Regions from separate parts of the Homo sapiens genome. Here region 2 is linked to region 1. A link is an interaction called in ENCODE POLR2A ChIA-PET data of the cell type or tissue named here. Cell type or tissue: HCT116. All regions are shown on one strand. Region 1 has its middle 12 kb from the start of RPS26. Region 2 overlaps PYM1 (PYM1 exon junction complex associated factor).

Region 1 (5,000 bases):
TTTTGTTTTTTTTTTGAGATGGAGTCTAGCTCTGTTGCCCAGGCTGGAGGGCGGTGGTGTGATCTCGGCTCACCACAACCTCCGCCTCCCAGGTTCAAGCGATTTTCCTGCCTCAGCCTCCTGAGTAGCTGGGACTACAGGCATGTGCCACCACACCTGACTAATTTTGTATTTTTAGTAGAGATGGGGTTTCACTATGTTGGCCAGGCTGGTCTCAAACTCCTGACCTCATGATCTACTGCCTTGGCCTCCCAAAGTTCTGGGATTACAGGCGTGAGGCCCCACTCCCAGCCCTTTTTTTTTTTCTTTTTTAAGAGTCAGGATCTTGCTCTGTTGCCCAGACTGGAGTGCAGTGGCACTATCTTGGCTCACTGCAGCCTCGACCTCCCAGGCTCAAGGGATCCTCCCACCTCAGCCTCCCCAATAGCTGAGACTACAGTCATACACCACCACACCTGGCTAATTTAAAAAATTTTTTTTGTAGAGACGAGGTTTCACCATGTTGATCAGACTGGTCTGGGACTCCTGGGCTTAAGGGATCCTCCTGCAGCACTGGCATTACAGGTGTGAGCCACTGCACCTGGCAGTGGTTTGCTTTTTAAAATAATCAGCCTTCGCTGGGTGTGGTGGCTCATGCCTGTAATCCCAGCACTTTGGGAGGCAGAGGCGGATGGATCACTTGAGGTCAGGAGTTCAAGACCAGCCTGGCCAACATGGTGAGACACCCATCTCTGCTAAAAAAAAAAAAAAAAAAAAAAAAAAAAAAAATCAGCTGGGTGTGGTGGCACATGCCTATAATCCCAGCTACTTGGAGACTAAGGCAGGGGAATCGCTGAACCTGGGAGGTGGAGGTTGCTGTGAGCCAAGATTGCACCACTGCATTCCAGCCTGGGTGATAGAGTGAGACTCTGTCTCAGAAACTAAACTAAACTAAAACAATCAGTCTTGTTGCTGTGTGGTAAAAGAACTGTGGTGGACAAGAATAGAGGCAAGAAGGCCAGGTAGGAGGCCCCAATATAATCTAGGTGAGAGATAATGGTGGCCTGAACAAGTACCACAGCACTGAAAAAGAAATCTCTCTTCCATTTGCCCTCCAGTCACCCATTTCTTTTCCCTGGAGGCAACAACTGTTAATAGTTTCTTGAGAATCATTCTGGAAATATTCCATGCACAAACATAGCAAATGCATGTGTAATTTTTTTTTTTTTTTTTAGACGGAGTCTCGCTCTGTCGCCCAGGCTGGAATGCAGTGGCATGATCTTGGCTCATTGCAACCTCCGCCTCCAGGTTCAAGCGATTCTCCTGCCTCAGCCTCCTGAGTAGCTGGGACTACAGGCGTATGCCACCATGTCCGGCTAATTGTTTGTATGTTTAGTAGAGACGGTTTCACCATGTTAGCCAGGATGGTCTCAACCTCCTGACCTCCTGATCCGCTTGCCTCGGCCTCCCAAAGTGCTGGGATTACATGCTGTAATTGTTTTTTAAGAGGAGAATTTAGAAAGATTACTAGAAAACGGTCGGGCATGGTGGCTGACGCCTGTAATCCTAGCACTTTGGGAGGCTGAGGCGGGCGGATCACAAGGTCAGGAGATCGAGACCATCCTGGCCAACATGGTGAAACCCTGTCTCTATTAAAAATATAAAAATTAGGCCAGGCACGGTGTTTCACGCCTGTAATCTCAGCACTTTGGGAGGCCGAGGCAGGTGGATCACAAGGTCAGGAGTTCAAGACCAGCCTGGCCAACATGGTGAAACCCCTTCTCTACTAAAAATACAAAAATTAGTCGAGTGTGGTGGCGGATGCCTGTAATCCCAGCTACTTGAGAGGCTGAGGCAGAGGATTGCTTGAACCCGGGAGGCGGAGGTTGCAGTGAGCCGAGATCACGCAACTGCATTCCAACCTGGGCGACAGAGTGAGACTCTGTCTCCAAAAAAAAAAAAAAAAAAAAAAAAAATTAGCTGGGCGTGGTGGTGGGTGCCTGTAATCCCAGCTACTCAGGAGGCTGAGGCAGGAGAATGGCGTGAACCCGGGAGGCGGAGGTTGCAGTGAGCCAAGATCGCGCCACTGCACTCAGGCCTGGTGACAGAGCAAGACTCTGTCTCAAAAAAAAAAAAAAAAGAAAAGAAAGATTACTAGAAAATTAGCTGGGCATGGTGGCACATGCCTGCAATCCCAACTACTCGGGAGGCTAAGGCAAGAAGAATCGCTTGAACCCAGGAGGCAGAGGTTGCAGTGAGCTGAGATGGTGCCACTGCTCTTCAATCTGGCAAGAGTGAGACTCCATCTCAATAAAAAACCCCCAAGAAACAAAAACAAAAAAGAATGATTACTAGAAGTGTATCTTGTTTATAGAGTCATAGAGAGCTTGTTGTGTTTATACAGAAATGATTATCTTTCCTAGATAAAACTGTCCCTAGAGTAGAGGAGCAATTTACTACTCCAGCCCTAATCCTGTGCTGATGAAACAAGCCTTAGTTTTATAGTTTGGTCTCCTGAGTTAACTTCCCGGATAGGAGGGACTATCCCAAGAAAGTGACTGATGTTAGTTGTTTATTTTTTTTGAAATGGAGTCTCGATCTGTCGCCCAGGCTGGAGTGCAGTGGTGAGATCTCGGCTGACTGCAACCTCTGCCTCCTGGATTCAAGCAGTTTTCTACCTCAGCCTCCCGAGTAGCTGGGATTACAGGTGCCTGCCACCATGCCCGGCTAATTTTTCGTATTTTTAGTAGAGACGGGGTTTCACTTCTTGGCTAGGCTGGTCTTGAACTCCTGACCTCGTGATCCACCTGCCTCAGCTTCCCAAAGTACTGGGATTACAGGTGTGAGCCACCACGCCCAGCCTGGTTTACCTATTTATTTTGATCGTTATTTTAGAGTGTACTCTTTCTGCTTAAAAGAAACAAGTTGGTCAGGCACAGTGACTCATACCTGTAACCCCAGCACCTTAGGAGGCCGAGGTGGGTGGATCACCTGAGGTCAGGAGTTCAAGACCAGCCTGGCCAACATGGTGAAATCCCCATCTCTACTAAAAATACAAAAAATTAGCCGGGCATGGTGGCGCACACCTGTAGTCCCAGCTACTTGGAAGGCCAAGGCAGGAGAATCGCTTGAAGCCAGGAGACAGAGGTTGCAGCGAGTTGAGATTGTGCCATTGCACTCCAGCCTGGACAACAAGAACAAAACTCCGTCTCAAAAAAAAAAAAAAAGAAAAAAAAAAAAGAAACCAGTTAACTGTGAAACAGCCTCCGGCAGGTCTTTAGGAGGTATTCCAGAAAAAGGCATGTTATCACAAAAGGTGAGTGTTATTGCCCCTGAAGATCTTCCAGTGGGACAAGATGTGGAGGTGGGAGGCCCAGGCGGGTGGATTGATGATCCCGTCCCTGGGTAGGCCTAGGCTAATGTATGTGTTCATGTCTTAGTTGTCTTTTCCTTTTTTTTTGAGATGGAGTCTCGCTCTGTCACCCAGGCGAGAGTGCAGTGGCACAATCTCGGCTCACTGCAAGCTCTGCCTCCCGGGTTCATGCCATTCTCCTGCCTCAGCCTCCCGAGTAGCTGGGACTACAGGCGCCTGCCACCACGCCTGGCTAATTTTTTTGTATTTTTAGTAGAGACGGGGGTTTCACTGTGTTAGCCAGGATGGTCTCGATCTCCTGACCTCGTGATCTGCCCACCTCGGCCTCCCAAAGTGCTGGGATTACAGGCGTGAGCCACCGTGCCTGGCCTCTTTTCTTTTCTTTTGAGAAAAGGTCTTCCTCTGTTGCCCAAGCTGGAGTGCACTGGTGTGATCTCAGCTCACTGTAATGTCTGCCTCTGGGCTCAAGCGATCCTGTCACCTTACCCTTCCGAGTAGCTGGGACGAGAGAGGCACACGCTACCATACCTGGCTATTTTTTTTTTTTTTTTTTTTTTTTGTAGAGACAGGGGTTTCACCATGTTGCCCAGGCTGGTCTTGAACTCCTGGACTCAAGCAGTCCTCCCATCCTGGCCTTCCCAAAGTGCTGGGATTATAGGCATGAGCTACCGTGCCCGGACATGTCTTAGTTTTTATTTTTATTTTTTATTTTTTGAGACAGAGTTTTGCTTTGTCACCCAGGCTGGAGTGCAGTTGCGCCATTTCGGCTCACTGGAACCTCTGCCTCCTGGGTTCAAGCGATTATTGTGCTTCAGCCTCCCGAGTAGCTGAGATGACAGGTGCGTGCCACCATGCCTGGCTATTTTTTTGTACTTTAGTAGACACAGGGTTTCACCATGTTGCCCAGGCTGCTCTCGAATTCCTGGCCTCAAGCAATCCACCCACCTTGGTCTCCCAAAGTGCTGGGATTACAGGTGTGAGGCACTGCGCCCGGCCCATGTCTTAGTCTTTAATAATTTTTTTTTTTTTTGAGACAGAGTCTTGCTCTGTTGCCAGGCTGGAGTGCAGTGGCAGGATCTCGGCTCACTGCAACCTCTGCCTCCCAGGTTCAAGTGATTCTTCTACCTCAGCCTCCCGAGTAGCTGGGACTATAGACGCACACCACCACGCCCAGCTAATTTTTGTATTTTTAGTAGAGATGGGGTTTCACCATGTTGGCCAGGATGGTCTCAATCTCTTGACCTTGTGATCTGCCTGCCTCGGCCTCCCAAAGTGCTGGAATTACAGGCGTGAGCCACTGCACCCGGCCAAAAAAAATTTTAAGTAAAAAGATCAAGAATTTTTAAAATAGAAAAAAGCTTATAGAATAAAGATATAAAGAAAGAAATATTTTTGTACAGCTGTACAAAGTGTTTGTGTTTTAAACTGTTATTACAAAAGAGTTAAAAAGGTAAAACAGTTGATAAGTCTATAAAGTAAAATAATTATAGTAACCTGGTGCCAGAGGCAGTGGCTCGTGCCTGTAATCCCAGCACTTTCAGAGGCCAAGGTGGGAGGATTGCTTGAGCTCAGAAGTTCAAGACAAGCCTCCCCTGCTAGTTGAGTGAGATCTCGTGTCTACAAAAACAAACAAACAAACAAAAAACAA
Region 2 (5,000 bases), 130 kb after region 1:
TATTGTTTGTAAGGCTTCACTGTAAAGTTAGGCTTTACCCCCTTCCTTTCCATACTGTAGGGAAGTCACTATTGCCAGCCCACGCATAAGGAGTAGAGAGTTGTGCTCTCCTTAAAAAAAGAGATTAAGGGCTGGGCATGGTGGCATATGCCTGTAATCCCAGCACTTTGGGAGGCTGAGGCTGGAGGATTGCTTGAGGCCATCCTAAGCAACATAGCAAGACCTCTTATCTACAAAAAGATTTAAAAAAAAAACGAGCTGGGTAAGGTGGCACACACCTGTGGTCCCAGCTACTCAGGGAGCCTCAGAGGGGAAGATTGAGCCAGGGAGGCTGAGGCTGCATTGAGCCGTGATTGTGCCACTGTACTCCATCCTCAGTGAGAGGCTGTCTCAAAAAACAATTAAAAAAACACACTATTTGGCATTTTTCTGCCCAGGAGATTTTTTTCTTTTCCTTTATTAATTTATGTATATCAATATGGACTTATAGATGTGTATTTTATATGTTAGGTTATAATCCAATACTATTTTATTTGCTTTATTGCTCAAATGTTCCAGTTTTGAACATTGGGAACTCTTTTAGTTTTTTACTTGGCCCATCTCCCTTTGACATTTGCCATCATTGCAGGTATGATTTTGTTCTCTGCTCCAGTCCTGCGGTCTGCCATTTCTCCAAGAAGCCCTTGTTCTTTTTACTAAAGAGTAATGTTAAAAACTAAGATCTGATCACTAGGTGTTTTTATTTCTATGGGAGTATTTTTTTTTATTTATGGGAGTTTTATTTTTTTATGATTATTTTTATTATCATCTTTTACTTCTCTCTTGCCCTCCTCATGTATATCAGTTATCAAAATATCATTCTTTTATTCCTACTGCTGTTACCCTTATCCCATCTACAGTACTTGTTAGCTATATAGCCTTGGGAATCTAAGTCTTAGTTTTCTCATCAATGAAATTGGAATAACTCCTGCAACACAGGATTATTATGCGTATTAAAATTTAAATAAAGTAATTTACATGTTTGGCACATAAAAAGTGTCCAACACATTGTTCTATAATTATTACTATTATGTAAGGGTCATTGTATGGGTTAGAAGAAATTACTATATATGGCCAAGTACCAGGCATAGTACTTGGGCCATTCCAAGTGCCTGCTAAAATTCTAGTTTCTGTTGTTCTGCAAATATTACTGTGACCTCCTAAACTGGTCATCGTATTTCCAGTCCCTCTCTTGTTTCATTTCTACAGATACACTGCTACCAGATTACTGCTTCTTAAGTGCAAATTTAGTTATGTAATTTTTGTTCAATATTAATTCATCAACCCAGAGTCTGCTGTTATATATGGCATATATCTTTCTAAACTGTTTTAAACATAGCAGAACCAGATGGTATATACATTTTTATATCTTGCCTTTTCATTTAGCCTTATGAGGTAAATGTTTTTCCTTGCTATTAAAAACTCTGTAAACATCTTTTAAAATACTGGCAGAGTGTTTTATAGTTTGGGCATGCACCCTATCTTACTTTCTTCTGTTATTGGACTTTTAGATTGTTTTCAGAATTTTTATTATAAGAACACTAGAATGTTTTTGTGCATGCATCTTTTTCGGCATTTAGGGTTATTTTCTTTTTCTTTTTTTTTCTTTTTTTTTTTTTGAGACGGAGTCTCGCTTTGTCACCAGGCTGGAGTGCAGTGGTGCGATCTCTGCTCACTACAATCTCCACCTCCTGGGCTCAAGTGATTCTCCTGCCTCAGCCTCCCGAGTAGCTGGAATTACAGGCATGCACCCCCACTCCCAGGTAATTTTTGTATTTTTAGTAGAGATGGTGTTTTACCATGTTGTCTAGGCTGGTCTTGAACTCCTGGCCTCAAAGGATCGCCCACCTTGGCCTCCCAGAATGCTAGAATTACAGGCATGAGCCACCGTGCTCGGCCTGATTTTTTAAATTATCTGTAAGATGAGGTCTTGCTATGTTTCCCAGGCAGGTCTCCAACTCCTGGGTTCAAGTGATCCTCTCACCTTGGCCTCCTGAAGTGTTGGGATTATAGGCATGAGCAACTAGTTTTTCTTTTCCTTTTTTTTTTTTAAAGAGACAAGGTCTTGCTCTGTTGCCCAGGTTAGTGTACAGTGGCACAGTCATAGCTTGCTGTAGTCTTAACTGTTGGGGTCAAGCAATTCTCCTGCCTCCTCCTCCTGAGTAGCTGGTACTAGTACTACAGGCATGCGCCACCATGGCTGGCTAATTTTTGAATTTTTTTATAGAGCTATGTTGCCCAGGCTGTTCTCAAACTCATTTTCACAAGCAGTGCTCCCACCATGGCCTTCCAAAGTGGTGGGATTACAGGCATGAGCCACTGCACCCAGCCTAGTTTTTCTTTTTTCTTTTTCTTTTTTTTTTGAGACGGAGTCTTGCTCTGTCTCCAGTCACCCAGACTGGAGTGCAGTGACGCGATCTCTGCTCTGCCAACTGGGCTCAAGCTATTCTGCCTCAGCCTCCCAAATAGATGAGATTACAGGCACGCACCACTATGCCCAGCTATTTTTTTGTATTTTTAGTTAGAGATGGGGTTTCACCGTGTTGGCCAGGCTGGTCTCGAACTCCTGACCTCAGGTGATCTGCCTGCCTTGGCCTCCCAAAGTGCTGGGATTATAGACGTGAGCCACCATGCCTGGCCCCCAGCCTAGTTTTTCTAAGCACATATGCATATATAACATTAAGGTAAAATGACATATTTTGAATTATACTGTTAAGATTGGCTGTTATTTTCTAAAATATGAATCCTTGAAACACCTAGTAATCTTCTGAGATGTGACACAAAATAAATAACTAAAATAGAGGCCGGGAGTGGTGGCTCACGCCTGTAACCTCAACACTTTGGGAGGCTGAGGCGGGTGGATTGCTTGAGCCCAGGAATTCGAGACCAGCCTGGGCAACATGGCAAAACCTCGTCTCTACTAAAAATACAAAAAATTAACTGGGTGTGGTGACACACACACTCCTGTAGTCCCAACTACTTGGGAGGCTGAGGTGGGAGGAATTGCTTGAGCCTGGGAGGTGGAGACTGCAGTGAGTCAAGGTCCAGCTATTGCACTCCAGCCTGGGTGACAGTGACCTCATCTCAAAGATAAATAAAATAAAATGCAAATAATGTTTCTGTGCACAAATTTTGAGAAACACTGTAAACCATATTCCCATCTTGCATATGTACCTGAATAAGAACATAGTAACTCATTTAAGCCTTGCTGTTAAAAAAAACAAACGCAAAATCTTTTTTGGTGTTTAACCCAGAATTTCCCAAACTTATTTAACAATTTTTAGGGATAACCCCTGTTTAATATCTTATGGGAGTAGTATTTTACATAACAAAAGCTTTGGGAAATGTGATTAAATGATAGGACTACCTTTTTTATTTTTGTTTTTTTGAGATGGACGCTTGCTCTGTCGCCCAGGCTGGAGTGCAGTGGTGCAATCTCGGCTCAGTGCGACCTCTGCCTCTCAGGTTCAAGCGATTCTCCTGTCTCAGCCTCCCAAGTAGCTGGGACTACAGGCACGTGCCACCACGCCCAGCTAATTTTTGTATTTTTAGTAGAGACGGGGTTTCACCGTGTTGGCCAGGCTGGCCTCAAACTCCTGACCTCAGGTGATCCACCCGCCTTGGCCTCCCAGTGCTGGGATTACAGGTGTAAGCCACCATGTCCAGCCTAATTTTTAAATTTTTTATAGAGATGGAGGTCTTACCATCTTACCCAGGATGGTCTTGAACTCCTGGGCTCAAGTGATCCTCCTACGTCAGCCTCCTAGTGTGCTGGGATTACAGACGTGAGCCACCATGCCTGGCCTATTTGTTGATTTCCATTTTTATTTTAGATTTAGAAAATGTGCAGGTTTGTGGTTGGGCGCAGTGGCTCACGCCTGTAATCCCAGCACTTTGGGAGGCCGAAGCGGGCGGATCATGAGGTCAGGAGATTGAGACCATCCTGGTTAACACGGTGAAACCCCATCTCTACTAAAAATACAAAAGAAACTTAGCCGGGCATGGTGGCGGGCACCTGTAGTCCCAGCTACTCGGGAGACTGAGGCAGGAGAATGGCGTGAACCCGGGAGGCGGAGCTTGCAGTGAGCCGAGATCACGCCACTGCACTCTAGCCTGGGCGACAGAGCGAGACTCCGTCTCAAAAAAAAGAAAAAAAAAAAAAAGAAAATGTGTAGGTTTGTTACATGGGTATAATTATGTGATGCTGAGGTTTGGGGTATGAGTGATCCCATCACCCAGATAGTGAGCTTAGTACCCAATAGTTAAGTTTTTTTTTTGTTTGTTTGTTTGTTTTTTGTGATGGAGTCTTGCTTTGTTGCCCAGGCTGGAGTTCAGTGGTGTGATCTTGGCTCACTACAACCTCTATCTCCCGGGTTGAAGTGATTCTCCTGCCTCAGCATCCCAAGTAGCTGGGATTACAGGCATGCACCACCATGACCGGCTGAGTTTTGTATTTAGTAGAGTTGGGGTTTCACCGTGTTGGCCAGGCTGGTCTCCAACTCCTGACCTCAGGCGATCCATCTAGCTTGGCCTCCCAAAGTGCTGGGATTACAGGCGTGAGCCACTGTGCCTGGCCCCAGTAGATAGTTTTTAAACCCGTGCCCGCCTCTAATAATCCCCAATGTCTGTTGCTGCCATCTTTATGTCCGTGAGTACCCAGTGTTTAGCTCCTACTTATAAGTGAGAACATGCAGTATTTGGTTTTCTGTTCCTGTGTTAATTTGCTTAGGATAATGGCCCTCAGCTGCATCCATGTTGCTACAAAGGACATTATTTTGCTCTTTATGGCTGTGACAGACTACTTTTTATTTAATTAATTAATTTTTTTTTGTTTTGAGATGGAGTCTTGCTCTTGTTGCCCAGGCTGGAGTGCAATGGTGCGACCTTGGCTCCCTGCAACCTCTGCCTCCTGGGTTCAAGTGATCTCTTGCCTCAGCCTCCCAAGTAGCTGAGATTATAGG

Evidence for each region. ChIA-PET counts read pairs that join two places held together with the same protein. Peaks named below come from ENCODE experiments on the same cell type or tissue, not always from the same donor. Only the 100,000 strongest peaks of a DNase experiment are listed, where the experiment ranks them.
Region 2: POLR2A ChIA-PET joins it to region 1 with 5 read pairs; 9 of 35 experiments call an interaction of 5 or more read pairs at or near these places.

Annotation. Positions count from the first base shown.
Region 1 is chr12:56,051,070-56,056,069 of GRCh38, reverse strand. No RefSeq gene overlaps it. Among named protein-coding and RNA genes, the nearest start is that of RPS26, 12 kb to the right of the region's middle. In HCT116, no CTCF peak of the experiment used is centred here; no DNase peak of the experiment used is centred here.
Region 2 is chr12:55,917,295-55,922,294 of GRCh38, reverse strand. All of the region lies in intron 1 of PYM1 (PYM1 exon junction complex associated factor), which reads left to right. The region is part of intron 1 of LOC124902941 (a long non-coding RNA gene); the gene reads left to right. Among named protein-coding and RNA genes, the nearest start is that of PYM1, 8.1 kb to the left of the region's middle. In HCT116, no CTCF peak of the experiment used is centred here; a DNase peak (open chromatin) is centred at 3,054.